Linked DNA regions of Homo sapiens: all the other regions are linked to region 2. A link is a contact called in ENCODE Hi-C or POLR2A ChIA-PET data. All regions are on one chromosome and are shown on one strand. Each heading gives the region's core, a stretch centred on a gene start or an enhancer-like site at or near the end of the contact. The rest is flanking DNA. Distances are from core to core; before and after follow the strand shown.

Region 1 (3,374 bases), core at 858-3,357, 960 kb after region 2:
CCTGACCTCAAGTGATCTGCCTGCCTCGGCCTCCCAAAGAGCTGGGATTACAGGCATGAGCCACTGCGCCTTGCCGTACATTACATCTCCCTTTGTAAAACATAAAAGTCATGTCCTCTTTAACATCATGTGACAATTCAAAATAAATGTTTAAACCTCCAGCAAAGTCCAGGCATGATGGCTCACACCTGTATTCCCAACACTTTGGGAGGCTGAGGCAGGCAGATCACTTGAGGTCAGGAGTTCGAGACCAACCTGGCCAACATGATGAAACCCTGTCTCTACTAAAAATACAAAATTTAGCCAGGCATGGTGGCAGGTGCCTATAATCCCAGCTACTTGGGAGGCTGAGGCAGGAGAACTGCTTGAACCCAGGAGGCGGAGGTTGCAGTGAGCTGAGATGGCCACTGCACTCCAGCCTGGGCGACAGAGTGAGACTCTGTCTCATAAATAAATAAATAAATGCCTTCCTTTTTAAAAAACAAAAACAAAAAACAAACCACAAATAACTCCCTCCAAAAAAAATCCCCCCCAAAACCCAAAAACCTCCAGCAAATTAAAACAATGGGGCAGCCCAGAGCAGTGGCTCATCCCTGTAATCCCAGCACTTTGGGAGGCTGAGGTGGGCGGATCACTTGAGGTCAGGAGTTCAAGACCAGCCTAGCCAACATAGTGAAACCCCATCTACTAAAAATACAAAAATTACCCCGGGCTTGGTGGTGTGTGCCTGCAATCCCAGGTATTCAGGAGGCTGAGGCAGGAGAATTGCGTGAACCTGGGTGGTGGAGGTTGCAGTGAGCTGAGATCACAACACTGCACTCCAGCCTGGGTGACAGAGTGAGACTCAGTCTCGAAAAAATAAAAAATAGAAATAAAATAAAACAATGGGGCAAAGTTTTGCTTTATTTAAATTACCAAACTCCTATATCTGATGTTAGGTCCCCTACCTTTGGAATCAAAGCCCTGCGAAGTATGGGCTGAAGGTGGCGCCTTTTCAGACAGAGTGTGAGGGAACGGTAGAAACAGCAGTGGCAGGATCGATTCTCTAATGGATCCATTCCCCGAGGGATGCAAGGTGATGCCTGAGGTTCTGGAAGGGGTGCCCGCGGATAACTCTCAGGGGCATGGGGTGGCAGCTCCATCCAGGGTCTGGATAGCCAAGTTTCTCTCCCCTCTGTTCATTCCTTCAGCTCTCCCCAGGGGAGATGACCCCCTATTGCTGCTGGCTGTCCTCAGCACTTACCTTCCCACACATGCTTTTGTCCCTTTTGTCCCAAAACATTCTATCTCTTTCCTCTTCCTTTATTTAAATTCCCAAAGCCTGTAGTTGATCTTAGCACGGTGTTCTGTCAAATGCAAGGAAAATAATTTATACTATGGTGTAAGAGACTGATAGGTTTAACTATTCAAAGGAGCATTCGCATCTTTAAGGGACAGTTTGTGAACTCAAACACATCTCAAACGGGTAGAATGTGCACGGGAAATCTCTTCGAAGCAGGGTCTCAGGAACTCTTCCAGTTCCACGTGTGTAGTGCCCACCGGGCCACCGCCACCCGCCTCCTGGGAGCAGGACAGGGCTCCGCTGCCGAGCCCCTCTGCGGAAAGCTCAGGCCCGGCGCTCCGGAGTCTGGGCTCCCGGGGTGGGCGGGGATACTTAGGCCCCACGTGCCCCGCGGCGGAGCGGTCCCCAAACCTGAGCCCTGGCCTCTGCCGGCCCGGAAGGAAGCCGCGGCGGAGGAGGGGGCGGCGGGGTGCCCCGAGCGCGCCTCACCTGCGGGCGGGCGCGTCCCGGGCTTCCATCCTCCTAGACCGGGCCTCCTCGCTGGAAGGGGTGGATTCGCCCCAGCCCTGCCGCCCACCGCCCACCGCCCACGCCCGCGCCCGCGCCCGCGCTTCCACGCAGCCATCGCCCCAGCCCGCCGCCCGCGCCGGATCGGGGGCCGCCCGGGCCCCTCCACCTCTCGCCCGCGCGGGTCCTGGGACCGCCGCCCGGCGCCTCCCTCGCCGCCCCACTCCGGAACGCGCCGCCGAGAGGGCGGAGACTGGGGCGAGGGAGGGGCCGCCCCGCCCGCCTCCCGCCTCCCGCCTCCCGCCTCCCGGGGCCTGGAGCGCGCGTGGCCCCGGAGCCGCCGGCGCCGCGCGGGGAATAGCTGTGCAGCACGCCGAGCCCGGACTCGGCTGGCTCGGCTCGGCGCGGGCGGGCGAGAGGATGCTGGCGGGCTTCCCCGGGCTCGGCCCGCGCTCCCGCCGGGGAGGGCCCCGCGCGCGCCCCTAGCAGCCGCCGCCGCCGCGGGTGCAGGGGAGGGGTCCGGAGAGCCGCGCTCGCCGCCGCCCGCGCCTGCCGGCCCCCGCACGGCCCCTGCCCCTGAGCCTCAGCCCCAGGGCGGGCGCGCTGGGCCGGCGCCCACGGATCTCCCAGCCCTCGTCGCCGCCTCCTCCTTCCCCCTGCGGCCGGGCGCCCGCGGATGCTGAGGGGCAGCCCTGCGCCTCTCCCGGTCGGATCCCGGGCCTGACGGCGGGAGATCGCGCTCCGGCCGGGCCCCGAGGCGCTGCCGGGGCGGCGCGGCTCTGCGGGGAGCAGCCCTCGGGCGCGCCGAGCTCTCCCGCCCCAGCCCGCGCGGGGACCGTCCCGGAGCACGCGGTGGCCGAGTTCCCGCACAGGTAAACGCAGGGGCAGGGCCAGGCTTCCGGGGGGGAAGACAGCGCCCCGAGCGTGGGAAGGGGGCCGGATCGGAGCCCGAGCCTCCAAGGGTTTGGTGGAAAAAGGAAGTAAACAGAAGGAAGGCTCAGGAATCCCCCACGATGGTCCTGATTTCTTTCCGGCACATTTTATTTACAGCTTCTAAGGACTGGGCCTGGAGGGAATTTAGGTGAGGAAGTCGGGGACTGAGAAAGAAGAGATGACAGAGAGAAACCGGTTACCAGGGATGGAAAGGCGGCTAGGCCCTTCCACAAGCCAGGGACAGGAAATTGAGTGTCTGGCGTGGACAGGACTAAGTGTGCCTGCGGTGGGCGGTGGTGTGAGCCGGGGGTGGCAGGGAAGGCCCTGGGTTGGGAGGCTCTTGCAGCAGAGATCCTTTTATGAGGGTTAGGGCGGGTCATGGGGAAACCGCAAGGTAGGAGGGAAGAGGTGCTTCTACTCAGCAATGCCCTTTTCAGTTCTAGCTGATCAGTGCTACCTGTGCTCTGGAAACCCGCTCTGCGTTCCTGCTGGAGGTGGCCTCCCCTCCGCCCCAGACAAGAAGAGGCCCTCAGCCCTCCCCCGGTCTCAGAGAGCCCTGAGAGGAGGCCCAGTCCAGAGCTCTTCCTCCGTTCCCAGTCCACTTCTCTAGGGCCAGTAGCAGACACCAGCCAGTATGCCGAGGAACCAGGGC
Region 2 (3,687 bases), core at 365-2,864:
AATGGCGCGATCTCTGGGCTCACTGCAACCTCTGCCTCCCAGGTTCAAGCGATTCTCCTGCCTCAGCCTCCCAAGTAGCTGGGATTACAGGCGCATGCCACCAGGCCCAGCTAATTTTTGTATTTTTAGTAGAGATGGGGTTTCTCCATGTTGGCCAGGCTTGTCTTGAACTCTTGGCCTCAAGTGATCTGACCACCTCAGCCTCCCAAAATGCTGGGATTACAGGCGTGAGCCACCGCACCTGGCGAGAAGGCCTTCTTAGACTACAGACATAAGCTTTGGAGGGAGGTGGTACATACTACCTGTGTAATGCATAAGGCTATGAATTACCAAAGACATTTGGGAAAATATATCCATATCAATTGCTGAAATAGGCTGTTTGATCCATGACTGAACGGAAATATAAGGAAGTATCTAGATACTTCTAGATGGCCTCTCAAACTCCCTTTAATATCTTTTTCTCTTTTTTTTTTGCACAACAGATCCTTTTTGAAAAATGGAGGAAAAGTTATGAATCCTCTTAAAAAATTCACATATAACACACAAAATATAGTTCATAATTTTAGGGAGTCCATGAATTTCTGAAACGCATCCATAAACTTTAAGTATTGCTCTCACCTGTCTTTCCTCCCAAGAGGCAATCCAATCCTCAGTCCTATTTCACACTATAGTAAGTTTACTGGATTGTTTGGAAGCAGCTTCTGGAAGCAGGTGGATTTGGGAGATCAGCAGTTGTTACTACATTCTTCTTACTTTGCAAGGTATCAAGGTGTAGATGATGTAAGAGAAGATGCCACATTCTGGATCTTTCAGAAAGCTGTTACGGATACTACAAATAATGGTCTCTGACCACAGAAATAGGTGAATCATTCAGCAAATATTTACTGGGCGCCTGATATGTACAGGCACTATGCTAGGGACTGAGCTCACCGAAATAAAGAAGACACCATTTCTGTCATTGATGAGTAGCTTCACATGTAAAAGCATGGATGCAGTTACTGGTGGCCTTAAAAACAAAGTCACCTAAGTTTGAGGCATTCTGGGGAGATGGAAAGGGCTCTGAGCTGGCAATTTGATTTTTGGTTTCTCTACATCCCAGACTTATGAGCTTGGCAAGTCACTCAATCTCAGTTGCTTCGCCTATCGAATGGGGTTAATAGGCAGACGAGAATTGTTGCCTATCTTCAAAAAGATAACCTCTGTAAAAATGCAAATAAATGAGAAAACACAAACGCAGGGCTGATCTAAAGTGATAGTTGGCAGAGCCACCCACTGAGGGAAGAGTTCAGCTCCCCAGGTCTACACAGCCTGTGCAGCGCCTCGCAAGAGGCGGGATCCGCTCAGTAAGCTTTCCCGGATGGCACAGGTTCCGCTTCCGCAGGCAGATATTCGCTGTAGGTGTGAGCGCCAGGCGTCAGACTACAGCTACTGCCGGGGCCTCCTTGGCGCGCATGCTCCTGCGGAGAGGCGGAGACCGGAAGGGCGGGGGCGTGGCGAGGTACCGCAGACCGCCGGCTCGATAGCTCAGCGGCCGGGCTTGGGAGGCGGGGGCGCGCCCGCGCTCGTTCGCGCGGCCGGCTGCGTACAGTAGTGACGGCCGCGCGGGAGCGGTCACATGACCGTAGCGGCAGCCTGTACAGTAAGAACCCAATATGGCAGCGGCGGTAGCAGTGGCAACGGCAGCAAGAGGACCGGCCGCCCCATAGACCCCCCCGCGCACCACCCCCGCCGCTTCCTCTGCTTGGGTGCCCCCCCGGTCTGACTTCCCTTTTCTCCCACCTTTCCCGGCACCGCGGGAAAAGCAGCGCAGGGCAGAGCAGGCAGGGAGGGCGGCCGGAGCCCGGACACGGGAGCCTCCCAGTCAGTTCAAGACCCGACATGAGGGAAAAGGGACGTAGGAAGAAGGGCAGGACCTGGGCGGAGGCCGCCAAGACGGTAAGGGGGAGGGAGCGAAGGGGAAGGCCGGGAGGATTTTGTTCCCTTGTCGCCCGCCAGTCGCAGGGAAAGGGAGGTCACTGGCCCAGGGACCCGGCTGAAGGGGCACAAAACCGCGCGGAGAGGGCGGCGGTTAGTGTCGGGGTTGCGATCCCTGTGGGAATGGAGGCGCCCGGCGGAACGTGATAGCCGCGGGGCCGTGGCGTCCCTCGGCGTCTGCGGCGAGTCCTCTCAGTGTTTTGAGGCTGTCTTTTGGGGTCGAGCCGATATCACCTCCGCTCTGTGGTAGCCCTCGCCCCGGCACGGGGAAGTCTGTGGTGCTTGCACGGTAACCGGTTCTTCTCCCTTGTGCGGCTGGAGAGCCCCCATTGGATGCAGATAGGAGAAGGCTTGTGCGTGCATCCAGCCCCGGAAAGGAGAGGGGAGCGCTGGAGCTGGATAGAATTTACCCGTTACAGCGGACGTGCCTGTGACCCCGGGCCCCCTGTTTGTCTGGCTCCCGGAGCAGACGAGAGATCACGAGGCTTTTGTTTTTGTTTGGTGTTGGAGCCGAAAGTGCAGGAGGTGTTTAGAAACGAAGTAACAGGTGGGACTTGTAGAATTTTTTTTTTTCCTGTTTCCGTAGAGACCTACTCTGAACAAGGCAGCAATGCATGGTGGGACGTGTAGTTTACCCGGCCTTCACGTTACCCTAGCCAAAGGGATGGTGCCCTAATGAAGTTGTAATTAGTGGGCAAAACAATTTTCCCCCTAATTGTGTTATGACGAAATTTAGAGGTAGATTTTAAAAAGTGGAATATTGAGGATTAGTGAGAACTTTTACCATATTTTAAGAAGAAAAAATTAAAAGCATGTTGTATGCAGAAATGAAATGGCAGGAGATAGTGAAGTTCATACATCGTTGAGGGTGCAGCAGAAAAGTAATAGGGCATTAAACGGCAGCATTTTAATAGTGGAAAGTGAGAGGTGTTCACCCCTTTAATGGTGATTAATGCCGGTAATACTTCGACAACGTAGCCCTTCTTAGTGAACCCTTATTAGATGCCATATGGTTTATTTTTTAATGAGTTTTTTAAATATAAAAGTAATGTTCACTGTGGGGAAATTTGGAAAATTATAAAAAAGTATAAAGAAGAACATTTAAAAAAAATCACATTTATTTCACCGCTCGGCTGTATCTGCTAACATTTGGTATATTACCGTCTAGTCTCTTTATTTCCCCAAATCTAGGTCATACTGTTTATTCAGTCTTGTGCATTTGTTTCTAAACTTTGTGCATTTGTTTTGTAAACTTTATGCATTAGGAGGTTGATGAGTTTTCAATTTGTATCTCTCTTAGTTGGAAATGTAAAAAAGTTAAGAAATAATAGCACATTTTACTTACTGGGTGTTTTCACTTACAATATGTCTTTGTATATCTTCCTGTGCTAGTAGTTTCCCTCTAAAAGATAAGACTCCTATACTTTTTTTTGAAGGTGTAGAGGTTGCATCCCCACAGAGGGCTGTTTTACTCTCAGTATACCTCAAGACCTCTTTCTGTTAATAAAAGAAGCATGATAAATTTTAATTATAGGTAAGCAGACCTGGACCCTAATTTATGCTAATTAATTTTAAGTTCCTAGGGTCTTTAAAATTGTTTTTTTAATTAAAAATATTTTGTAGAGACAGGGTCTTTCTATGTTGCCCAGGCTAGGCTAGTCTTGAACTCCTGGGCTGAAGCAGTCCTCCTGCCGTTGGCCTCTCAAAGCACTA
Region 3 (3,434 bases), core at 717-3,216, 580 kb after region 2:
AGCAACTCCTTGCACATTGGAGGAACCGAGAAAGACTGACCCCGAGGACAGCAGCCAGCATGGCCCTTCCTGGGAGCCCATGTTGGGGGATTCCTGCTGCAGCCAAGGCTCAGCCCTTGTGGTCGCAGGTGCTGGTCCTGGCCTCTTCCCCTCCCATGCAGGAGCACAGGAGAGATGGCTTCTGAGGACCTGTTGCAGCTGTGGCCCTGGGAATAGATTTGCCAGGGAGCTTTAAAGCAGCTGAGTGTGTCATCCAGCTAAGCCTGGGGAAGGAGCTTGGCTCAGGTCCTGACAGGTGTGACAGGGATGGGGACTGGGAAGTAAGAGATGAAACCCTGGCTGGAGGCTGTGAGCTTCCACAGCCAGCGCTGGACAGGGAGGGTCCAGATATACCCACTAGTGCCCTCACCAGGTCCCACCCCCAAGCCCAAGAAATCCTGGGCTCTCTCCTCCTTTTGCCCCCAAGGACTGTCTGTCTTGGCCTTCAACAGGCATCTGTCCCTGGGTGCCTTCTGCCCCCTGGCATTGCCCTCACCCAAACCAGACTCCACCTGCCCCTTGCATGCCCAGGCCAGTGTGCTCCCTTCACGACAAACACTTTCCACTTCCTGAGCACTGACCATGTGCGGGAAGCCACCAGAGGAAGATGCCTTCTATTTCAGTCAAGTGTGCTGGAGAGAGGAGGCCACACATAATCACAGTAAATGTAGCACCGGCACGTCCTTCTTCAGGAACCCCCCGGGACTCCATTTTTTAGGGGACAAGATCTGAATTCCAGCCCCTCACCATCTGACCACTCCTTTCCCTGCTATGCCTGATGCCACCCCTTTGGCCACAGAAACCTCACCTTCTCACTGCTCCCCAAACACACTAGCCAGCCATTCCTCCTGCCCGCCCCTTACACAGTTCCACAGCCTGCCTTCTCTCCGCCTGCCCCAGCACCACAGCCCGGTAGAACCTAGCCTGAAAATGAAGCCCAGTTCAGCCACTGTGACCCACACTGGCCTTTCCCTTCTCCAACTGTCTCCAAAGTTAATAAAAATGAACTGATAAAGACAAGTTCCAAGCCCACCGATCACACACATGGGACTGCAGTGGTCTGCAGACCTCACTTTGAGAAGCATTTGTTGTCACCTGTCGGTACAGAACTGAGTATAACTATTCAGAAGCTTTTATGTGTGTGTGACAATGTTGCCACATCCACGTGCTGTGATTTTATATTTTACAACCGTATCATTTCTTGGTGCACTGAGAATTTAAAAATCTGGAACCAAAGCTTGAGCTTTCATCCCTGACAGTTTGAAAATGCACCGCCATTGCATAGTCGCTGAGCTGTGCCACACTGAGTTTGCCTGCCTCACTGAGGACAGAGACCAGCAGTAAAGGCTCATGGTTATGCAGCATGTTACTGCCTACAAAGGCGTTTTACAGGGGTTACCTTATTTGATGCTGACAAACCTGCGTGAGGTAGTTGGGGACCGCTTTCATTATCCCCACATTCAGAAGAAGAGACTGAGGTTCAGAGAAGATGATCAGGACTTGGACTTCACACCTCCCAACTGCAAAGCCTATGGTGCTCTTTCCTCCTTATCACTGCATCCGTGCAGTTTGGCTACTGGGTACCTACCCAGGGGTTCTCTGTCAGTTAATATGTGAATTCAGGGCTGCTGGAAAAAGTGTGTGGAACTGGTCCAAAAAGCATACAAAGAAAATGGAACTGAAGAGAGTTATTGACACAAATACCAGGGAGCCTGTGTGTAAGTGCCGAAGGCTGCAGGGGGCTGAGGGCAAAGAGGTGCGCCTGCTTAAAATCGGCAACGGCCTAGTTGTCTGCAGCACTGGCCAGAGAGCCAGGATGCTGCAGTCAGAGCCGGCAACAGGAAACAGGAAGTCAGCTGCAGGGCAGGGCGGGGCTTAGGAAGGGAGCTGGCACCTGGGCCAGGGCCTGCGGGCTGGCCAGTGCCCATGATAGGGAGGCGGGGGCTGGTGCGTGGAGCTGAGCCCGTGTGTGGGTGTGAGGTGGGGAGGAAGGGGCAGCCTCTAAGGATGTTGCAGGGTGACAAGTGTGGGTGTCTGAGGCTGGTTCCTGCCTGGTTGCCAGCCCAGACAGTCCTGCAGAGGCCTTTGTCCTTCATGGGTGGTTCCGGTTGGAGCCCTGAAGGGAGAGTTTCTGCCTTTGCCCACAAGGCCCTGGGGGGTGAGTGGCCCTGTGGGGCTCCATCCCCTATTTACTAGCGATGCGTATTTATTCATTGACGATTTATACCCACCAACTTCCTCCAGGGTTATTTTTGCTCAGAGGGAGCACTCTGAGGTCACCTCCTGCTAAGAATAACCCAGAATGGGAGGGAGGAGGAGGAGGGGGCTGGGCGCTGGTGCTGAGCTCAGCTGAGCCCAAGCTGGTGTTAGGGCTGACCCTCCAACACCGCAGGAGTGAGCCAGTCCAAGAGGGCAAACTGCCCCACTTCAGAGCAGATGACTTGGGGTAACCTAAATGGGGAAGTCAGGGAACCATTCTGCTGCAGGCAAAAGTCAGCTAGGTACAGCTTATGGCAGCTCTTGGAGGTTTGCAGCACTGGCTAGCTTTCCAGCCTGATAGGACCTTTGATTCTTCTCCAAGTTAAGACAGAGCTCAGCAGCCCTGCTTGTTTTCAGATCAGAGCCGCTCCTGGGCTAACCCTCCGGACCTCGGCTGGGTGATATGGTGCCCCTACCTTTTATGCATATAACTTCCTGACATCGTGTCTCCCACTCCTGGGCTGCAGCCCTTGGCCCACCCCTAGAGGTGGCTTTTCTTCCTGCGAGCCTGCATCAGTACACGCTGCTGCCCACTCTGTCTCCTCATGTTTTGGAAGGCATGAGGAAGACAGGCCGACACACTGCTTGTGAGGTAGAGCCTATGGTTATGAACCTTGCAGCTCCACCCACCCACTCCCCGACCTGAGCGGTGAAATCAACGCCCGCTACTGGAGTGCTGCATGGAAGGGCCTAGCCCATGGTGGGGACTTAAGTGCAGTGGGACTCCTAAGGATGCCGGGGAAGCCAGGGAAGATGGAGGAGGTGGGGCTTGACCTGGGCCTTAGAAGGGAGGTGACATTTGGAGAAGTCAAGGGGAAAGTGAGAGGCACCCCCGACCCCAGCTGAGCTGGGTGTGGAGGAAGGAAGGCATGCAGGGCAGGGTGAGTGTGGGGAGGCCCAAAGGCAGGGGCCATGAGCACACAGGCACAGGCCTGGCTGAGGGGACTAGGGATTCATTGAAAAATGTATACGGGGCTGGGTGCAATGGCTCACACCTGTAATCCCACCACTTTGAGAGGCTGAGGCAGGTGGATCACTTGAGGCCAGGAATTCGAGACCAGCCTGGCCAACATGGCAAAACCCCATCTCTACTAAAAATAGAAAAAAGCCGAATGTGGTGGCACATACCTGTGGTC
Region 4 (3,874 bases), core at 312-2,811, 840 kb after region 2:
CCCTCCTCCCACTTGGTCCAAGAGAAATGGTACTTGCTGAGGGGACCTGCTGATGTCTCACCCTGGATCAGAAATGCAAACGTATTTCTGAGCAACTGGGCAGGGAAGGAGACCGATGAAAAAGTTGAGTCAGTCTCTCTCTCTCTCTCAGTAGGGGGGCCCACCAATTGCTGAGCCTTTCCACCAGGCTCTCAGCTTCCTCTGCCTCTAACAAACTTTGTGACTCACAGTCTGTTCGCGGAGCGAGGCAGCTGAGCAGCCGAGCAGCCTCAGTGATGGGTTAAATTGGGAACGCACTCTTCTCCAAACACTGACCCCTCAAGTGCAGCCTGAGCCCCTACCTTGCAGTGGGGGTGGGAGGTGAGCACAGCTCCAATTATTTTGCTGGCACTAGAAGAGCTGCCAGAGACCTGGGTTTTCATGGACTTATGTCTACCGGGATCACACACACACGCACAGCCCTTGGTGGGCTGCAGGCTCAGGAATGCAGTCCATTCCTAGACTGGTCTAGGTCTCCAGTGCTCCATTCATCAGAGCTGCAATGTGGGACCCAACGCGCTCTCTCTTCTTCACCCACACTGCCTGCAAAACCAGAGGGAGTCCTAGCAAATGATCAAGCAGAGCCGTGCATCGTGAGGGTCTGGCTAACTGTTGCACGGCAGTTGAGGGGATGGCGGTGGAGGCGGGGAGAGGTCAGGGCTGTGCTGCACCCTCTCAGCAGCGTCTCCTCCCTTCATCACTGCGGAGGGAAAATCTGGAAGTTGGTGAACCTGGATCCCGCGGGGCGGCAGGGGCAGGCAGAGGCCGAGTCCATTCAGGCGGGCGAGACGAGACTCGGCCACTGGCTGCTCCCCGGGCCTCTGCGCCGCCGGCGCCGCCTCCCGCCTTCTCCGAGCCGCGCAGACGACCGGCCGCGGGCGTCTCCCTCAGCCCTGGACCGGCTTCCCACAGAAAACTCCCAGGCACAAACCGCTTTTGTTAATTCCGCAAATGCTGCCACACGACCACCTCCTCCAGCACTCCCGGTCTGCTCGGCTCCGGGAGACCCGCTTTCCCCTGAGCCTCCGCCCCCCGAAGGACCACCGCCCAGCACCGGCACGCGCCGGGCCTGGAGAGGACCCCAGGGTCCCCGGCCCGAGGCATCTTTGTCCTCGCAGCGCAGACGCGCGCGCACAGAGCGACCGCAACAGCCCCGCCGGGCACCAGGTCAGCGGCCTGGCCCCGCGCCAGGGCCGTGCAGGGGGACAATGGTCCGCGCCGGGGAAGTTTGCGGAGTCGCCCCCGCGGGCCCGGGCCCGGGCGCGGAGCCCTCCTTACCGTACATCTCGGCGGGGCGCGCGCCTCTCGAGAGGCCGGCGTCGCTGCGGCGTTCCCAGCCAGCCCTCGGCGGCGCCCGCCTTTCATTCACAGTCGGGGCGGGGACTGGCGGCGGCCGACAGGGGCCCGGGCGGGGAGGGAGCAGACGCGGGGGCCGGCCGCGGGCAGGACGGAGCCGGGCGCCGCCAGCCCATTCAGCGCCGGGCTGCAGCGGCCGCCTCCGCTCGGGTTGCTGGGCACTGCTGCGCGCAGGGGGCGGGGGCTATGCTAATACTAATGCTCCTCCCTCCCGGCTCGGCCAACCCGAGGCCTCTGCGAGCCCCTCGCCCCGCCCCGCCCCTGCGCCCCGCCCCCGAGAAACCCACAGCCGGAGATGCGCCTTTTCCGAGGCTGTCGCCCTAAGGGCCGCAGCGTGCACCTGCGGAGCTACCCACCCCAACTCCCTGCTCCTGTCGGAGCGCTCGGAAGCTCTCCCTAACCTGGGGTCCTCGAGGTCAGCCGGGGCGCTGAGAGCTGCAGGTGCACCCCTCCTCCAGTTCTGTCCAGGCTGCGTGGGCTAAGCCGGGGGGCGCAAGGATGGGAATTGGGGAATGACTTCCACCCTCTCCTGGCTAGGTACCTTAGCTGAGCGCCGTTCTCTGATGAAGCCCTCCAGCCCTCAGCTGCGCCCTACCAGCTACTCTCTGGCTAGGTGCCCAGCCACTCTCTGGCTAGGTGCTTGCTACCACCAAACAGCGTCCTTCCCGGGTCAGGGACGCAGGAAACGCACCCCACTCCCAACCCCCAAGGGCTGCAGGAAGTCCGCTTGCTTTTCCTCTCCCTGATTTATATGTGTAATTCGCAAGCTTTGCCGCCAGGATCCTCTCCAGCTGAGCCCCAGCGCCGACTTGAATTCCAGCTCTGCACCTGCCGTGACCCTATGAGGAACAGGCACAGAGAGGCAGCGGCTCATGCCTACGCCCACACCTGAAGATCTCTCCTAAGCTAGCTCAGGACTTCCCTGGGCTTCTCATCCAGCCTTCTTTACATTGCACACGTTCCCGTCTTTTTTTTTTTTTTTTTTTTTTTTTTTTTTTTTTTTGACATGGAGTCTCACTCTCGCCCAGGGTGGAGTACAGTGGCACTATCTCGGCTCCCTGCAAACTCCGCCTCCTGGGTTCAAGCGATTCTTCCACCTCAGCCTCCAGAGTAGCTGGGACTACAGGTGCGTGCCACCACGCCCGGCTAATTTTTGTATTTTTTGGTAGAGAAGGGATTTCACCATGTTGGCCAGGCTGGTCTGGAACTCCTGACCTCAAGTGATCCGCCCGCCTCGGCCTCCCAAAGTGCTGAGATTACAGGCCTGAGCCACTTCTCCTGCCCCTCCTGGCCTTTCAATATCGATTTCTTAGTTTCTCTTGGCCCATGGTTGAGAGTTGTTTGGGTTTTCTTTTGTTTTTTTCTACTGGTAGAAATATTCTACTAGTAGAAGTTAGAGAGGAAAGGAACTTAAAGATACTTAAGAACTGAACTTCATTTTACTTCATTTAACGTTGAGAGGTTAATTTATGTTGTTAGGCTGGGCTGTGTGTCTGTAGGCCAATGATCTACTCTCTCAACCCCAGCTTCCTGCAGGACTGTTGGGAAACTGGAATAAAATCTACATGAAATGACACAGTGGGCACTCATGTATATTTTTTCCTTCCTTCATGGCTCAAGGCAGGAACAGAGCCAGAGAAAGAATCCAGGTTGCCAGACTCTTGAAACAGTGCTCAGTCTGTTGCACTCAAAACTTATGTTTCCTATTTTTCTCTGGCCTGGGCCTCCACCTCCCGCCCGCGCCCCACTCTCTTGCTGTTTCCAGGTTTTCTTCTTCTTCCTTGACCTCTTTGACTCTCTTAGCAGCATGCCAGCCCCAAGGGAAACCCTGGGATGGTTCCTGGAACACACATTTAGTCTAGACCCCCCTACCCCGGGCACACACTCCCTGCATCTCACAAATAACCTCTGTCTCTGTTCTTCAGTTCCAGGACCAGGCCAGGTGGCTTTAAGATTGACTGAGAGTCAGACTTGAACTGGAGCAGGAAGGAGAATCTCAGCTCTAGCTTGATATGATCACCCAGAGACACTCCCTTCCCACAATTCTGCTCAACACAAAATATACTCATGAAACATTGGTGTCTACAGTACAGAAGGAAATGCAGTGTCTGTCTTCAAAGAATGAAAGGTCTAGCAGGGAATTCCAGATGAATACTGATAAAAACATTACTTGAGGCCAGACGTGGTGGCTCACACCTGTAATCCCAGCACTTTGGGAGGCCAAGGCAGGTGGATCACCTGTGATCAGGAGTTCAAGACCAGCCTGGCCAACATGGTGAAACCACATCTCTACTAAAAATACAAAAATTAGCCGGGCATGGTGGTGCATGCCTGTAGTCCCAGCTACTCGGGAGGCTGAGGCAGGAGAATCGCTTGAGCCTGGGAGGCGGAGATTTCAGTGAGCTGAGATTGTGCCTCTGCACTCCAGCCTGGGCGACAGAGTGAGACACTGTCTCAAAAAAAAAAAAAAAAAAAAAAA
Region 5 (3,754 bases), core at 1-2,500, 600 kb after region 2:
GACCCTGGGCGTATACGGTTCCTGCTCTCATGGAGTTGACATTCTGATGGGGGAGACAGGCAGAACATAAAGAAACAAGGGGCTGAAATAGAAGATAGCAGAGGCCTGCTTTAGTTGGGGTGGTCAAGACAGGCTTCTTGGAGGAGGTGGCATTTCAGTTAAGGTCTGAAGGAACCGAAGAGCTGGCTCTGTGAGGAGTGGGGTCAGGGAGAGTGTTCTAGGCAGAGGAAACAGCACCAGCAAGGCCTTGACTTGTTTGGCAAACTGTATGCCAGGGTGAAATGGCAAAGGAGAAAGGGCCAGATGCAGCCAGAGAGGCAGGCGGGGCTCCACACATCAGTTGGAGACCTGCAGAGTCTGCCCAAAAGCTGGCTTACTTCTGACAATACTGGGCAGCCATAGAAGGTTTCTGTGCACAGGAAGGATGTGATGTGGATTTGAGAGGCAGCAGTGGAGACAGAGAAGAGCTTTGGGGTGTATTTTGGAGCTAGAATAGCTAGGGCTTGCTGATGGACCGGCAGGGAGGGGAACTGGTGGACTCAAGGAGGACTCACAGGGGTCTGGCCTGAACACCTGGTGATGGTTGTGCCATTTGCTCAGATGGGAAGACCCAGGGGAGGATGAGTTTGGGACAGGTGGGAATTGAGGGCTCCGTGTGAGATGCCAGGTGCCTGGAGTCTGGGCTGTAGGGAAGTACGGGCGACAGAGGTGGGATTTGAGAGCAGAACCCTGGCATTTAAATCCATGGGAACTTAAGGGCTCAGCAAGGGGAGAAGGAGGAGAGACGAAGTCTCAGAACATGTCCATGAAAACCCCGACATTTCTGGGCCACATGGAGAGGAGGAGTGGCAGGCAGTAGGGACTGAGGGAGAAAGCAGTACAGAGCGGTGTCTGGGGAAGCACGGGGTTTTCCCAGAGGGTGGCTGCCCAGCCCTAGGGAAAGCTGAATTCACTGAGACATGCCCATGGCGTTGGACAACCTGGAAAGGAGCTGGTGACTTTATAGAGAAGCTTCTGTGGGGGTCGGGGAGGTGGGAACAGCCCGTGGAGGGCTTCAGCCATGCAGAGAGGTGAGAAAATGGAGGCTGAAAGACTGAGGAGGGAAATCAACTCGCCACGCACAATTTTTGAGCTGTCTTGTATGTTTGATTAGTAGAGAACTGGGTACAAAGAGAAGTGGGTGGTGACCTAGCTGCACAGGAAAAGAGAGGAAACTGCCACCACGTGGGGCACTTCACGTGAACTCAGCTCTCATTTCGTCTTTACCCCAGGCCTCCAGGGGAAGGCGGCCCTGTTTGTCTGTTCGCCTTTGTGTGAGAGCTTTCTCTAGAGAAAGTGCAGAACAGAGGCCAGGCGCGGTGGCTTACACCTGTAATCTCAGCACTTTGGGAAGCTGAAAGGAGGTCAGGAGTTCGAGACCAGCCTGGCTAGCTTGGTGAACCCCTGTCTCTACCAAAAATACAAAAAATTAGCCAGGCGTGGTGGCTCATGCCTGTAATCCCAGCACTTTGGGAGGCTGAGGCGGGCGGATCACCTAAGGTCAGGAGTTCGAGACCAGTCTGCCCAACATGGCAAAACCCTGTTTCTACTAAAAAGACAAAAAATTAGCCGGGCATGGTGGCAGGCGCCTGTAATCCCAGCTACTCAGGAGACTGAGGCAGGAGAATCACTTGAACCCGGGAGGCGGAGGTTGCAGTGAGCTGAGATCACACCACTACACTCCAGCCTGGACAACAAGAGCAAAACTCTGTCTCAAAAAAAAAAAAAATACAAACAATTAGCCAGGTGTGGTGGTGCGTGCCTATAGTCCCAGCTACTCAAGAGGCTGAGGCAGGAGAATTGCTTGAACCCGACAGGTGGAGGTTGCGGTGAGGCGAGATTGAGCCACTGCACTCCAGCCTGGGCAACAGAGCAAAATTCCGTCTCAAAAAAAAAAAAAAAAGAGAAAGTGCAGAACAGGGTGGGGGTTCTGGCTGCTTGATTGTTTTCTTTTCCTCTGGGATCCAGGAAGGCAGAAATTACTTTCCCGGAAGAGCCCGGAGAAAGGGCAGCCTGTCTGAGGTCTGGGAGGAGAGGCACTTACCCCTGTGCGTGGAATGTTGTGTTTGGGGTGGAAATTCAGGAATGGGGCTCTTCTCTCCAAGTCAGTCGCTGCACTCCTGGGTTCCCCGCAACCCAGAAACAGGGGCTTTGCTTTTTAGCTCCTGGTTCTGTGAGCGAAGTGTTTCTGTTCTCATTTAGCCCTGGGGCAAGAAGCTTAGACTATGACTTTTAGGAACCGGAAGAACTTTCAGAAATTCCATGATTCTCAAACTCTGCTCCCTTGAAGAAGCAGTATGGAGGCCTGCCCTCAGTTACAGTGAAAAAAAGGGTTCTTTCCTCAACTCCCAGGAAAAATTAGATCATAGATACATTTTCTCAATTTTAGGTCTCTACTAAAATTTAAAAAGACTTTTTTGGGCTGGACGCAGTGGCTCACACCTGTAACCCCAGCACTTCGGGAGGCCGAGGCGGGTGGATCACCTTAGGTCAGGAGTTTGAGACCAGCCTGGCCAACATGTTGAAACCCCATCTGTACTACAAATACAAAAATTAGCTGGGCATAGTGGCGGGCACCTGTAATCCCAGCTACTTGGGAGGCTGAGGCAGGAGAATCACTGGAACCCAGGAGGCAGAGGTTGCAGTGAGCCGAGATTGTGCCACTGCACTCCAGCCTGGGTGACAGAACGAGACTCTGTCTCAAAAAAACAAAACAGACTTTGTAAAACTCATGAACATTTTCTAACATATGCAGAAGCAGAGAGTAGTGTAACGACCTCCCATTGCCATCACCTGGCTCCAGCAATTATCAAAAGATTTTCTAGTAAGTCTTCAACCCTTGGCATTTGCATCCCCACTCCCAACCAATGAAGGTAGCAGTGGGCATTATTAGAAAAACCAAAATGTTGATTTAATTTAAAAGACTTTAGTACACTTGACTTGCAATGTGGAGATCTCCAAACAAAATATATTTTCTGCTAATAACATTATTCCTTATTCCTATGCTGTAATTAAAGAATCCATGAATTCCAGTACAAGTTTTAGAACTACTGATCTCATTTTCAGACTAGGGGACTTGGGGCTACCGAGTTTTATAACTGGCCACAAGCTCCCAATGAAGAATTGGGAACAGGACTAGAATGGAATTAGAATTTACGTTTCCTATTCCAATGTGGGGCCCAGGCCCTGACTGTCACACAGTCTCCTCCTGGGCTATGCCTGGGGTTAGGAAGGGGCTAGATGCAGGTATCAAGAATGGGGAAAACACAGGTAGCTTTCAAGATTCCCAAGTCGCCCTCAGACTCAAGAGTAGTAGCTGTTGCTATCAGGCCTGTTTTCTTTGTTTGTCTGTTTTTGAGACGGAGTTTCACTCTTGTTGTCAAGGCTGGAGTGCAAAGGCTGGAGTGCAATGGCTCACTGCAGCCTCCGCCTCCTGGGTTGAGGCGATTCTCCTGCCTCAGCCTCCCGAGTGGCTGGGATCACAGGCACCTGCTGACACACCCGGCTAACTTTTTGTATTTTTAGTAGAGATGGGGGTTTCACCATGTTGGTCAGGCTGGTCTTGAACTCTTGACCTCAGGTGATCTGCCCGCCTTGGCCTCCCGAAGTGCTGGGATTACAGGCATGAATCACTGCACCCGGCCTATCAGGCCTGTTTTTGTTTTTTGGTTTTTGTTTTTTTGAGACGGAGTTTCGCACTTGTTGCCCAAGCTGG
Region 6 (3,545 bases), core at 27-2,526, 660 kb after region 2:
GCCGTCGGCCACCATGCCCAACTAATTTTTGTATTTTTAGTTGAGACGGAGTTTCACCATGTTAGCCAGGCTGGTCTCGAACTCCTGACCTCAAGTGATCCACTCGCCTTGGCCTCCCAAAGTGCTAGGATTACAGGCGTGAGCCACCATGCCCGGCCGAAAACACCATTTTTTAATGACTGCATACTACTTCACCCAGAAATATTCCATGATTTATTTAATCCATTTCCTTATCCTGGACAGTTCCAGTATTACCTTTTCCTTGGAAGGTGCAATTATCTTTTTTTTTTCTATTTATTATTTATTTACTTATTTAGAAACGGTCTTTCTCTGTCGCCCAGGCTGGAGTGCAGTGGCGCGATCTCGGCTCATTGCAGTCTCCACCTCCCAGGCTCAGGCGATCCTCCCGCCTAAGCCTCCTTAGTAGCTGGGACCACAGATGCGCGTCACCACGCCCGGGTAATTAAAAAATTTTTTAAAAAATAGGCCGGGCGCGGTGGCTCATGCCTGTAATCCCATCACTTTGGGAGGCCGAGGCGGGCGGATGACCTGAGGTCGGGAGTTCGAGATGAGCCTGACCAACATGGAGAAACCCCGTCTCTACTAAAAATACAAAATTAGTTGGGCATTGTGGCGCATGCCTGTAATCCCAGCTACTCAGGAGGCTGAGGCAGGAGAATCGCTTGAATCTGGGAGGCGGAGGTTGCGGTGAGCCGAGATCGCGCCATTGCACCGCAGCCTGGGCAACAAGATTGAAACTCCGTCTCAAAAAAAATACAAAATAAAAATAAATAAAGATAAAAATTTATTTTAAGAGATGGAGGTCTCCATGTTGGTCAGGCTGGTCTCGAACTCCCAGGCTCAAGCCATCCTCCCTCCTCGTCCTCCAAAAGTGCTGGGATTACAGGCGCGAGCCACCGCGCCCGCCGGCGCAATTATCACCGATGCTGCATTGAGTGAGCATTATAGCGTGTTCCTTCACTCATCGAAATACCTTTACATACATTTTTGTAAAAAACAAAAACGACCCCGCCCCGCAGACTCAGGAGAAAAGCAGCCAGGAGCGGTGGGTGGGAGGGTGCTGCGAGCTGGGGCTCCGCAGCGTAGCTGGGTGCGGGTCCTGAACCGGCGCAGGGGCCTTTCGACGGGCGCCGGGCACTCCGGCTGGCGGCGCGCTGGGCCTGGGGCCCGCAGGTCCCAGGCGCCCCGCCCCAACGCATGCGCGCGCACTGCCCTTCCCGAGCCGGGCCCCCCGAGCGCGTGGCCGCGGTTTCCTCCCCAGCTGCCCGCGGGGGCTTCCGGGGGTACAGGAAGGTCCCGCCCCGCTCGGGCGGGGCCAGCGCACCGACGTGGCGCCCTCCGCGGCTCTGCTCGCCGGGGTGGCGCGGTGACCTGCACACCCCCCTGCCTGCAAGCTGCGCGCGGTCGAGCCGGGCCGTTCTGCTGGGCGCCCGGACCTTGTCGTTTTTTAGGATAAATGCCTCGGGCGTATTTCGGGTCGAGGGCTCGGGTCCCATATTACTAAATTTGCCCCAGAAAGGCTGAGCGCCCCCCTCCGTGCCGAGCCAGAGGGCGACTGCTGGAAGGGCTCACCTTTACCTGGAGTCCCTTGGGTGTCTCTTGGCGTTCTCAGAGGAAGAACTTTTGGATGAAGTCGCGTGTGTTGGTGGGGATGGGACTCGGGTGGTCGCCAGGAGCAGGAGTCTAGTGATGAGGGGTCCCAGAGGGTTTGGGTGGCAACCTCCGGTAACCTTTGGCGCTAGGAAGTTTTTGTTGTTGTTGAACTACTGTAGTAGGAGCGTAATCAATAAGTAGTAGGAGCATAATCAATGCTGTATATGCTGGTGTTGGTGGTGGTGCTGGGTTGGGATGTATACAGGGTCATCCTGGCCCACAGCCTCCTCCCAGGGCAGACTGAAGCTGCAAGGGCCTATTATTTGTGCATTTTTCTCCATGTAAGTCCTCAGCACTGCATCTCTAGCTTCACTGAGTTAGAGGGGCCTGGAGGAGCCTCCCCTGGGTTTGCAGCCTCAAGGGGCTCTGGTAGGATCCCTCGCTGGAGGTGGAGAAGCGGATATGAGAATAGGAGGGATTGTACACCCTGCCTTGCTGCCGAGGAGGGGCGTTTCCTTCTCTTCTTGGGTAGGCTTGGCAAAGATCAAGGTCATTTTTGGCTGTGCTGGGGAGGAGGGCAGGCGGTGGGTCACCCTTTTTGAGTGCTCAAGGCGTTAATAGGTCTCCAGAAGAAGCAGGCCTCCTGCTCTGAGCCAGATTCCACCGTTCCCCTCCTGAATCAAATCCGTGGCCAGCCTGGGTGGGAAGCAGGGTGGGCTGCTGTCCTTGCGGACCAGGCTGTGAGGCTGCTGTGTCCAGACAGGGGGTTGGCCTCATTTCCTGCAGTTCTGAGGAGCTAGTGACACCTGCGGACCTGGATGAAGTCCATCTGGGCTCCTTGAACCCATTAAGGATGGCTAATGAAGAGAGCCCTGGGCTCACCTGCACTTAACTGGCTCTGTGATTCCCCCTTAATGGGCCAGTCACTTGACCTCTCTGAGTTGTGGTGTATTCACCTGCAGTGGGTGAACATTCTGCCTTAACCAACTTCTCAAAGAGTGGCTGTGGGAAGGCACATAAGGCAGTGCTTATAGAAGGCCCTGGTGCGGCCGGGCGCAGTGTAATCCAAACACTTGGAGGCTGAGGCACGTGGGTCACTTGAGGTCAGGAGTTCGAGACCAGCCTGGCCAACATGGTGAAACCCCGTCTCTGCTAAAAATACAAAAAATTAGTAGAGCATGGTGGCGCACAACTGTAATCCGATTTACTCAGGAGGCTGAGACAGCAGAATCGCTTGAACCTGGGAGGCAGAGGTTGCAGTGAGCCGAGATCGCACCACTGCACTCCAGCCTGGGCAACAGAGTGAGGCTCTGTCTAAAAAAAAAGAAGAAGAAGCCGCTGGTAGCTGAGAGCCTACTCCAGTGGCCAATCTGTCCTCTCTCAGGGACTGGCCTCCCCTAGATTATGAATGCGAGGCCAGAGACTTAGAAATTATTTCTCTTTGTCTCCCTCTGTACATGTTCTTACCTAATTACTCATCACACTTGTCCACTGAATTTAAAAAATTAGAAATTAAAGAAAGGCATAAAGAAGAAAATAAAATACTGAACCACCTGGTGGCTACATGAGTATGTTATCGAAACTCAACTAATATAGGTACAGATTATTGTATGCAAAGTATAGGTCAATAAAATTTTTATTTTAAAAGTTTATTTTAAAAATCCCACCACTACTGACATTTTAGAATATTTACTTCTCAATTTTGTTTTTTTTGGGGGTTTGGAGTCTCCCTCTGTCGCCCAGGCTGGAATGTAGTGGCACGATCTTGGCTCACTGCAACCTCCACCTCCCAGGTTCAAGCAATTCTCCTGCCTCAGCCTCCCGAGTAGCTGGGATTACAGGCGCACGCTACCACACCCGGCTAACTTTTTGTATTTTTAGTAGAGATGGGAGTTTCACCATGTTGGTCAGGCTGGTCTCAAACTCCTGAC
Region 7 (3,493 bases), core at 751-3,250, 540 kb after region 2:
TGGTGCCTGGCACATAGTAGACACTCAGTAAACAGTCGCTGCTGTTTGGGGCCGTGTTATATGTAAGCCCTTGATGAAGGCAGAGGTATCTCAGTCATCCTTCTATAAACGGTCTTCTCCTTTGCCAAGCTGGGTGCGCCATTTAGAGTGTTCACGGATGCCCCTCCTGATGTAGAAAGCGAACAGCCCAGGAGGGTCACATGTTAATTCCACCAAGGTTTACTGAGAATCTCCTAGCACCAAGTGCTGGGCTACAGGGATGACAGACGCGGCCCCTGTCCTCACAGAGCACTGGGAGTCTCTGGGCCGGTGGGGACCATGGACAGCAGGGCCTATCATCAGTAGGGCGGGGTGGCCACTTGAGTGAGGGTGACACTGAAAACGGCCAGAACTATGGCCTAGAAGCTGGTCTCAGATATCGAGGCTCAGGGTGGGGGTTGGGGAGACGGAGGGACCTGGAAGCATTGGAGAACCTCCCGAAGGAAAACCTTCCCGTCTGTATGAAAGGTCAGCTCCCGGTCCCAGAGAACTTGGCAACTCGGTTCTGTGACGCTAAAAGGGTGGCGTTGGGGGGGCGGGTGCTGGGCTGCATGGGGAGAAGGGAAAAGTAGGATCCGCTTCACTGTGAAGTGAGTCCCACCACCAACTCCAGCAATCCCTGCCCACAAGTAGGATGGCGGGTCCCTGGGAAGGGAGCACGCCATGTCCTGTGCCAGTCAGGGAGCTCAGGGCACTGTGATATAGCTGAAGTGCTGAGTAGAATTCGGGGTGCAGAGCTGCGGGTGGCTGGTGGGGTGCTGGGGCGCGCAAGGAGGCTGGAGGCGGGGGTGGGGGGGTGCCCAGCCCCAAGTCCTACAGCGGCTGCTGGAGGAGTGAGATGAGCACATAGTGAGTGGCTGTGCTGGTGGAATTAGACAGAGGTGCCCCAAGTCAGGAACCTAGAGCCCTGAGCGCTCCATGGGGAAGGAGAACAGCCCCCACGGTGAAGGGGTGAGGGCGGTGTGTAGGCACACACAGAATCTTCCAGCTGGAAGAGACCTTCAATGTCATTTCATTCAACCTCCCACCTCATGAAATCTTTCAGTCTTCCAGTGCCCAACTGAGGACACCCAACTCTACTTGGACACCTCAAGGTACGGGGAACTCACTCCCTTCAAGGCAGCTCATCTCAGAGAGGCTTTGGAGCCTGCGGGACGGCCAGGAGGAGCCTGGCGCTCCGACCTTGGCCCTGTAGAGCAGAGTGGCCTCTACTCCGCGGCGGCACCTGGCTGGGGGTTGCGGCGCGGTTGGGCCAGCGCTGCTGTCCCCAGCCCCAGTGCTGAGGCAGGCAGAGCGCAGTGGGCTCTGGCGGAGGTCGGGAGAACTGCAGGGCGAAGGCCGCCGGGGGCTCCGCGGGCTGCGGGGGGAGGCACTTGACACCGGCCCGGGGAGAGGAGGGGCCGCTGTCCCTGCGGCCAGTGCTGGATGCGGGGACCCAGCGCAGAAGCAGCGCCAGGTAGCGGGGCGCCCAGCGTGGGGAGGGCTGCGGCGAGGCCCGGAGCTCGGCTACGACTCGAGGGGCTCTGAGTGGCCGGGAGCGCGGCCGAGGCGGGGCGCCCGGGGCCCGGCCCCCGGTCTGGGCGGTGCGGGGTCCAGACCTCCGCCAAGCGGCGTGCGGGGACCCCGGCGGGGCCGCAGAGGCCGGGAAGTCGCGCCGAGGGCGCTAGGACCGGCCGCGCGCCCAGGCCGCTCCCGCCGCGGCGCCCCGGGGCCCCCCAGTCGGCGCTGCCTCCCGGGCCGGCTCCGCAGCGCCGGGGCCGGGGCCAGCGCGGCCGCGGGGGGCGAGCGGCGGGCGGAGGCCTGGGCCCGCGGGCGGCCGGAGGGAGGGAAGGAGGAAGGCGGAGAGAAGGGGTGGGAGGGGGGGACCCGGCGGAGGAGGCGGAGAGAGGGAGCGCGACAGCGAGCGGAGGGAGGGAGCGAGCGAGCGAGGCAGGCAGGCGGGCCGGGAGGGAGGGAGGGCGCGCGGGCGGCGGCGGCGGCGAGAGCAGAGGACGAGCCGGGACGCGGCGCCGCGGCACCAGGGCGCGCAGCCGGGCCGGCCCGACCCCACCGGCCATACGGTAATGAGCGCCGCTGCTGGCGGCCCGGAAGGCCGGCCCGGAGGCGGCGGGGAGCCGGGGAGCCGGGCGGGGGGCGCCGCGGCTGGCAGTGCCCGGCTCGGGGCACGCTCCCGGACCCCTGCAACTCGGCGCCGGGCGCCCGTGGGGCCGGGACTGCAGGCGGGGACGGCGGGCCGGGCTGGCCGGGGCGGCGCGGGGGATTTGAGGGTTTGTTTATGTCCCCGCGGGCTCGGCAGGCGCCCCCTCCCGTCCCGCCCGCTCCCGGCGCGGACCCCCCTCCCCGCCCCCGCCCGGCTCCGGGCTCAAGTTCAAGTCTATACAATGCCGCGGGGGGCCCCTCCACCGCCGGCCTGCGCCGCGGTGCCCGGCTCGCCGCTGCCGCAGGGGCCCCGGCCGGGCCGCCCCCGCCTTCCGGGCTCTGCCCCAGCCCCGCGGCCCCGCCTGGAGCCCGCGGCCAGGGCGCCGGAGGGCGCGGACCCCGACCCAGAAGGATCGGCCCCCGCGGCGGCCCGGGGGAGCGGGGGAGGGGGCGGGGGCCGGGCCCCGCGCAGGCTCCGCGGCGGCGGCAGAAAATGGCAGCCTGGCACGACCCGGCCCCCCGCCCCTCCCCCCGGCGCCCGGCCCTCCTCGGCCCCGCGGGGCGGGGGACCCGGGAGGCCCCCGGGGGCGGGCCGAGGGGTGATGGCGGGGCCGGGCCGGGGAGCGCCGCGCCGCGATCCTCCTCCGGCCACCTGTGGCTGGGGGTGCGGGGCGCCGGCGGGGCCGGGAGGGGCGGCGGGGCCGGGGAGAGCGCCCGCCTTGGGGGCACACCTTCCCCCGGAGTGCCGGCGGCACGGAGAGGGGTGGTCGTGCCCGGCTCCTCCCTGTCCCCACCGCGGGCCGTGGGTGCCCGGGCGGCCGCGGTGGCGGCGCCGCAATGTGGGGGCGGGGCGGGGGCGGGCGAGGATCCCGGGCCCGGGCCCGGGCCGCGGGGGCCGGAAAACGCGGGGGTGGAAGTAGCGGGGCCGGGACCGGGAGCGGCGCAGGGGGGGTACGCCCGGGGTCGCCCCTCCAGCACCCCCGCGCACACTCCCACGCACGCGGACACACTCACGCACACGCACCCCGCCGGGCCGGTGCAGACGTGTCCTTGAAAGCTTCGCATCTGCACAGTGAAGGACGAGGCCTCGCCGCGGCTGCGGAGCGGGGTCTTCGGCCCCACGTCCCCGCACCCCGGGAGACCTCGAGCTTCGGAGCCGCAGGCGGCGGCTGTCCGTGTCCCGCCCTCACCCCAGTTCCCCTCCCCCAGGCCGCCCTGCCTTCCCTCCCCTTCGGCGCGGACCGGGCTGGCGCGGGTCCAGGGCCCGCCCCTGGCCTCCCCCAGCCCCTCATCGCTGGGGCCCGCGGCCCTGGGG

The links. Hi-C counts contacts between places; a loop is a spot of excess contacts on that map. ChIA-PET counts read pairs that join two places held with the same protein, here RNA polymerase II (POLR2A). Pooled maps may share reads with other maps.
Region 1: a loop to region 2 is called in a pooled map, with 9 times the contacts of the local background. The contact joins the promoter of ADCY3 here to the promoter of ASXL2 in region 2. A Hi-C loop is called at or near these places in 6 of 50 pooled maps. POLR2A ChIA-PET finds 5 or more read pairs at or near these places in 2 of 52 experiments (PC-9 and activated CD4-positive, alpha-beta T cell).
Region 3: a pooled map shows a loop between it and region 2 (3-fold over the local background). The contact joins the enhancer-like site here to the promoter of ASXL2 in region 2. A Hi-C loop is called at or near these places in 4 of 50 pooled maps. POLR2A ChIA-PET finds 5 or more read pairs at or near these places in 3 of 52 experiments (PC-9, activated CD4-positive, alpha-beta T cell and activated naive CD4-positive, alpha-beta T cell).
Region 4: a map of CD8-positive, alpha-beta T cell shows a loop between it and region 2 (7-fold over the local background). The contact joins the promoter of EFR3B here to the promoter of ASXL2 in region 2. A Hi-C loop is called at or near these places in 1 of 168 maps with a recorded cell type or tissue (CD8-positive, alpha-beta T cell), 2 of 37 single-sample maps with no recorded cell type and 9 of 50 pooled maps. POLR2A ChIA-PET finds 5 or more read pairs at or near these places in 2 of 52 experiments (H1 and activated CD4-positive, alpha-beta T cell).
Region 5: a map of CD4-positive, alpha-beta memory T cell shows a loop between it and region 2 (7-fold over the local background). The contact joins the enhancer-like site here to the promoter of ASXL2 in region 2. A Hi-C loop is called at or near these places in 1 of 168 maps with a recorded cell type or tissue (CD4-positive, alpha-beta memory T cell), 1 of 37 single-sample maps with no recorded cell type and 7 of 50 pooled maps. POLR2A ChIA-PET finds 5 or more read pairs at or near these places in 3 of 52 experiments (activated CD4-positive, alpha-beta T cell, activated naive CD4-positive, alpha-beta T cell and endothelial cell of umbilical vein).
Region 6: a pooled map shows a loop between it and region 2 (8-fold over the local background). The contact joins the enhancer-like site here to the promoter of ASXL2 in region 2. A Hi-C loop is called at or near these places in 2 of 37 single-sample maps with no recorded cell type and 9 of 50 pooled maps.
Region 7: a map of naive thymus-derived CD4-positive, alpha-beta T cell shows a loop between it and region 2 (8-fold over the local background). The contact joins the promoter of DNMT3A here to the promoter of ASXL2 in region 2. A Hi-C loop is called at or near these places in 1 of 168 maps with a recorded cell type or tissue (naive thymus-derived CD4-positive, alpha-beta T cell) and 8 of 50 pooled maps. POLR2A ChIA-PET finds 5 or more read pairs at or near these places in 2 of 52 experiments (PC-3 and activated CD4-positive, alpha-beta T cell).

The regions. Positions count from the first base shown.
Region 1 is chr2:24,918,970-24,922,343 of GRCh38, reverse strand. It overlaps ADCY3 (adenylate cyclase 3), which reads left to right and starts at 2,107. Exons shown (of 22, transcript NM_004036.5): 1 at 2,107-2,661; 2 at 3,160-3,374. The coding sequence starts at 3,357. It overlaps LOC124907742 (a long non-coding RNA gene), which reads right to left and starts at 2,000. Exons shown (of 2, transcript XR_007086246.1): 1 at 1,772-2,000; 2 at 886-1,346. RefSeq lists silencers at 1,553-1,642, 1,653-1,862, 1,903-1,962, 1,993-2,722.
Region 2 is chr2:25,876,414-25,880,100 of GRCh38, reverse strand. It overlaps ASXL2 (ASXL transcriptional regulator 2), which reads left to right and starts at 1,614. Exons shown (of 13, transcript NM_018263.6): 1 at 1,614-1,935. The coding sequence starts at 1,879. RefSeq lists a silencer at 1,435-1,594 and an enhancer at 2,505-2,554.
Region 3 is chr2:25,293,808-25,297,241 of GRCh38, reverse strand. The region is part of intron 3 of DNMT3A (DNA methyltransferase 3 alpha); the gene reads left to right. Among named protein-coding and RNA genes, the nearest start is that of MIR1301, 33 kb to the left of the region's middle. RefSeq lists enhancers at 1-480, 1,467-1,988, 2,445-2,564 and a silencer at 1,868-2,162. Within about 2 kb of position 1,966, at least 34 of the 41 ENCODE cell types and tissues checked have a DNase peak (open chromatin) inside an H3K27ac peak, as active enhancers do.
Region 4 is chr2:25,039,763-25,043,636 of GRCh38, reverse strand. EFR3B (EFR3 homolog B) reads right to left here and starts at 1,561. Exons shown (of 23, transcript NM_014971.2): 1 at 1,318-1,561. The coding sequence starts at 1,324. RefSeq lists silencers at 168-297, 628-757, 868-947, 1,078-1,697 and enhancers at 655-1,603, 1,604-2,553.
Region 5 is chr2:25,270,992-25,274,745 of GRCh38, reverse strand. All of the region lies in intron 6 of DNMT3A (DNA methyltransferase 3 alpha), which reads left to right. Among named protein-coding and RNA genes, the nearest start is that of MIR1301, 56 kb to the left of the region's middle. RefSeq lists an enhancer at 1,196-1,696. Within about 2 kb of position 1,250, at least 19 of the 41 ENCODE cell types and tissues checked have a DNase peak (open chromatin) inside an H3K27ac peak, as active enhancers do.
Region 6 is chr2:25,213,887-25,217,431 of GRCh38, reverse strand. No RefSeq gene overlaps it. Among named protein-coding and RNA genes, the nearest start is that of LINC01381, 11 kb to the right of the region's middle. RefSeq lists an enhancer at 521-1,038 and a silencer at 1,132-1,471. Within about 2 kb of position 1,276, at least 23 of the 41 ENCODE cell types and tissues checked have a DNase peak (open chromatin) inside an H3K27ac peak, as active enhancers do.
Region 7 is chr2:25,340,432-25,343,924 of GRCh38, reverse strand. It overlaps DNMT3A (DNA methyltransferase 3 alpha), which reads left to right and starts at 2,000. Exons shown (of 23, transcript NM_022552.5): 1 at 2,000-2,099. RefSeq lists an enhancer at 1,088-1,207 and silencers at 1,328-1,807, 1,868-2,077, 2,368-2,537, 2,638-2,877, 3,158-3,277.